Linked DNA regions of Homo sapiens: region 2 is linked to region 1. Evidence: chromatin loops called from intact Hi-C (ENCODE). Cell type or tissue: natural killer cell. All regions are shown on one strand.

Evidence for each region. Peaks named below come from ENCODE experiments on the same cell type or tissue, not always from the same donor. Only the 100,000 strongest peaks of a DNase experiment are listed, where the experiment ranks them.
Region 2: it touches region 1 in a loop (3-fold over the local background); 13 of 110 quality-filtered maps call a loop at or near these places.

What each region holds. Positions count from the first base shown.
Region 1 is chrX:9,164,643-9,167,142 of GRCh38, forward strand. No RefSeq gene overlaps it. Among named protein-coding and RNA genes, the nearest start is that of FAM9B, 130 kb to the left of the region's middle. In natural killer cell, no CTCF peak of the experiment used is centred here; a DNase peak (open chromatin) is centred at 1,479.
Region 2 is chrX:9,455,727-9,458,226 of GRCh38, forward strand. No RefSeq gene overlaps it. Among named protein-coding and RNA genes, the nearest start is that of TBL1X, 8.1 kb to the right of the region's middle. In natural killer cell, no CTCF peak of the experiment used is centred here; a DNase peak (open chromatin) is centred at 1,045; H3K27ac peaks cover 989 bases.

The DNA.
Region 1 (2,500 bases):
CAGAGCAGGGGCAAGGGGAGTGGGGGCGGAGCAGGTGCCACACACTTACAACCAATCAGATCCAGCGATAATTCACTATCATGAAGACAGCACCAAGATATGGAGGATCCGCCCCCATGATCCGAACACCTCCCACCAGGCCCCACCTCCAGCATCAAGGATTACAAATCAATATGAGATCTGGGCGGGGACACATATCTAAACTGTATCACCCAGCAGTTCTACTCATAGGTATTTGCCCCATCCCGTGCCAAGGAAAGGGAAAACAAAATGTACGGGACCACGAAAAAGAGCTGTGCAAGAATGTTCATAACAGCTTTATTCATAAGCAACAAAACCTGCAAACAACCCAGGTGTTGCTTAATAGGAACACAGAGAAACCAAACATAGGATAGTCATGTAATGGAACAGCACTTGCCAGTGAAAAGCAACAACAAGAAGTCTCAAAAACATTATGCTTAGTGAATGAAAGAAGGCGTCCACAAAAAGAGTGCATACTACACAAAATTCTAGAACAAATAACTCATGTATGGTGGTAAAAGGTCAGAGCAGTGGTAGGCTCTGAGGGAGTGGGCATAGGGATTAACTGGCAAGAGGCATGAGGAAACCTTCTAGGGTGATGATAATGAGCTGTATTTTGATAAGCATTACACAAGCGTATGCTTTTGTCCAAACCCAGTGAATGTGCACTTAAGATTTGTGCATTTCACTGCATGTAAACTTCAGCTGGAAATAAAAAATACTACAAATACTAAACTCTAGTTCATGATGTGCATGCTGAAGTATTTAATGGGATGTACACTGGTATCTCCAGTTTACTTTGAAACGCGTCAGAAACTAAGATGGATTAGTGTATAGAGGGCCAAATAGATGGATAGATACATGTTAAAGGAAGGTTAGTAAAATGTTAATGGTAGAATCTAGGTGGTGTGTAATGGGTGTTCACTGTAAAATTCTTTCAACATTTCCATATGCTTAAAAATCTGTATAATAAAATGTTGGAAAAAGTCCGAAGAAACTAAAACAGTAATGAAGGAAGATTAGCCCTGTATATAGCATGCTGAAACATAAATAAAACCTTAATATTTAACTTAAGTAGACAGAAAGATCAATGGAACATAGTAGAAAATTCAGAAACAGAACCCCCCATATGGAAAGTTAGTATATGTTATAAGTGGCAACTCAGGTCAGAAGAGAAGAAATGGATTATTTAATAGTTTTGAGAGAAATGAGCTGCCTTCTGGAAGAATATATTTGGTTCTATGCCTCACACCTTATGCCAGGATAACTTCCCAAATGATCAAATATTTAAATATATATAAATATGTAGAATTCAGTGATAAATGAAAGAAACCATGGGATAATTCTTCTGTTAATACTAAGGGGGAAAAATCCTTTCAACTATGACCCAAATGCCAGACATGATAACAGACTGAGTAATTCAACCACAAAAACGTCAGAACTCTTCAAGCAAAACCACAATAAGCAAACTCAAAAGACAGGTGGCAAACTGGGGGAAGATTGTGAGATCTCATAAAGTTAATTTCTCTAATAAACAAGTAGCTTATGGCTACAATGAAAGAAAAAGATGGAAAACAATACGAACAAATAATTCAACAGAAGACAAATGGTTTTTAGTCCCATACAATTATCCTCAACTACAAACATAATAATGGAAAAAATGGATTGCCATGTAGTTTTAACTTGCATTTCTATTAGAAGTTAAAAAAAAGCCGCAGTGTATAATTCACTTTAAAAAGGAGAGAAACACACACACACACACACACACACACACACACACACACATACACATTACAACACATAAAAATGTGCTCATAGATATTTTTAAAAGCTCCAGAACGTGCATTGCTTATTCAGGGTGACAGGGATGTTTTTTAACAGCTTATCCTTTTATACTTTTTAAATTTTGAACCATGTAAATGGAATACCTAATTTTAAAAATTAGATTTAAGAAAGTGAGAATAATTATATTGCAAACAAAGGCAGCAGCGTGGGAGGCAGCCCAAGCTCCAGCCCAACTCTGCTACTAATTAACTGGGTGAACTTGGGCCAGTCTCTTGGAATCATTGACTATTCTGGCTGCAAAGAATCTCAGAAATATTCTCATTCCACACTTGTTTTATGGAATAGGAAACAGAAGCACAGAATAAATTAAGTGACTTAGCCAATGTCACATGCAGTCAGTTTACTGCAGAGCCAACAAAAGCTGTAGATGTGTCAGTTTCTTCTTAGATAAGATGGGAGTACTGCCATTAAGAAAAGGCAAGCTGCAGAGATGGGGAGAAAATATTTGCAAATCACATAACTGACAAAGGACTTATATCCAGAATATATGTTTTTAACTCTCAAAACTCAACAATAGGAACAAAAATAAAGATGCTTAAGATCATTAGCCATCAGGGATATTCAGATTCCTAAAAACCACAGTGAGATACCACTGTGCATTTTTTAAAATGGCTAAAACTTTAATTTAAAAAAC
Region 2 (2,500 bases), 290 kb after region 1:
TTTTTTTTTTGAGATAGAGTCTCATTCTGTCCCCCATGCTAGAGTGCAATGACACGATCACAGCTCACTGCACCCTCGACCTCCTGGACTCCAGCAATCCTCCCACCTCAGCCTCCCACGTACCTGGGAGTACAGGCACATGCCACCATGCCTGGCTAATTGTTTTCATTTTTTTAAAGATGGGGTCTTCTTATGTTGACCAGGGTGGTCTCAAGCTCCTGGGCTCAAGCGACCTTCCTGCCTTAGCCTCCCAAAGTGCTGGGATTGCAGGCGTGAACCACCATGCCCAGCCGTGGAACACAGTTTTGCTGACACCTTGATATTATCTAATGTGTTAGTCAGGGCTCTCCGGAGAAACAGAACCAATATTATATACATACATATATATATATATATATATATATATATATATAGAGAGAGAGAGAGAGAGAGAGAGAGAGACAGAGAGAGACAGAGAGAGAGAGAGAGATTTATTATTAAGGTATTGGCTCATGAGATTATGGAGGCTGAGAAGTCTGTGATCTGCTATCTGCAAGCTGCAAGGCTAGCGGTATAGTTTAAAAGCCTGAGAGCTAGAGGGCCAATGGTGTAGACTCCAATTTGGGTCTGAAGGCCTGAGCACCCGAAGTATAGAGGGCACATCAATGTCTCAGCTCAACAGTCAGGCAAAGGGAGGGCAAATCCAGCCATGCTCTGCCTTTGTGTTCTGTTCAGGCCCTCAGTGGCTCAGAGGGTGCTCACCCGCACTGAGGAGGGTGATCTGCTTTACCCAGTTCAGCGATTCAAATGCTAAATCTCATCTGGAAACACCCTGAAAGACACATCCAGAAATAATGTTTAATCAGTTATGTGGACATCCTGAGGCCTAGTCAAGTTGACATGCAGAATTAACCATCACCCCCAGTGACACCCATTTGGGATTTTTGACCTCCAGAACCATCAGATAATACATGTGTGCTGTTTTAAACCACTAAGTGTGTGGCAATTTGTTACAGCAGTGACAGGAAACTAACCCAGCCACTAACCTCTCTGAGAGTCAACTTTTCTCCCTTGTAAAATGAATATGATCATGACAATATTTCCCCAACCACTTCATACGTTACTATGACAATCAGTGACAGAATGTTTGAAAATGTTTCGAAACTATAAAAGCTTTGCCAGATCGAAAACAAAATCTGCTGCTCCCTTTGATCTAGTACTTTTCCTACCCACTCAGCTCTTCCTTTGCTGGCCGGCTTCTGCATCTCCTAGGGTACATTTGATTTGGCCAATCTTTCCAATGACCTTTACCTTTTCTAAATGGGGGGCTGGGCCCCAGGCACTGACCATTTCTGCTCTTTAGAATCCATCATCATCACCAAACAGAATGAGCTTTATCTAACATTTTGGTATTTTGTTCACAATGGAGTTTTTGCATCACTTTTGAGTTTTAAAATACGGCATTATAATATTATTTATCTTGATGACTGCATTTAGAGATGACAACCTCATCTCTATAAAAAATAAAAAATTAGGCCTGGCGCAGTGGCTCACACCTATATAATCCCAGCACTGTGGGAGGCCGAGGCGGGCAGATCACCTGGGGTCAGGAGTTCCAGACCAGCCTGGGCAACAGGGTGAAACCCTGTCTCTACTAAAAATACAAAAATTAGCCAGGCGTGGTGGCACGTGGCTGCAATCCCAGCTACTTGGGAGGTTGAGGCGGGAGAATCACTTGAACCCAGGAGGCGGAGGTTGCAGTGAGTCGAGATCACGCCACTGCACTCCAGTCTGGGCGACACAGCGAGACTCCATCTCAAAAATGAATAAATAAATAAATAAATAAATAAATAAATAAATAAATAATTAACCGGGCATGGTAGCGCATGCTTGTAGTCTCAGCTACTCGGGAGGCTGAGGCAAGAGGATGGCTTGAGCCTGGTTGGGGGTTGGAGTCTGCAGTGAGCTGTGATTGTGCCACTGTACTCCAGTTTGGGTGACAGAGTGAGACCGTGTCTCAAAAAAAAAGAAGAGAAAAGAAAAGAAAGAAATCTGATGTGTGTTCCAAGCAGGTTGCTGTGGAAGCAGATTTTTGTTTTGTTTGGTCTCATGACTACTTTGAAATGATGGAACTTATTAGAATCACCTCTACAGTCTGAATTGAATGTATTGAAAAAGCAGCACATATATTACTATATCAGAATTTTAAAAAATATTGGATGACTATGTTTTAACACAATTGGGTTTCTTTGTAATCTTATGCATTATTTGATGTATCAATGCATTATTTTACGCATTTAGAAACAATATTCACTAAATTGCTGAAGGAGGTCTGAAGCATAGACATATTATGATTCTTTCCCTCAATTCTTTTTTTTTTAAATTTTCTACTTCCAGTTTATTTATTTTATTTATTTATTTTGAGACAGGTTCTCGCTCTGTCATCCAGGCTGGAGTGCAGTGGTATGATCTCAGCTCACTGCAAACTCCGCCTCCCAGGCTTAAGTGATACTTTCACCTC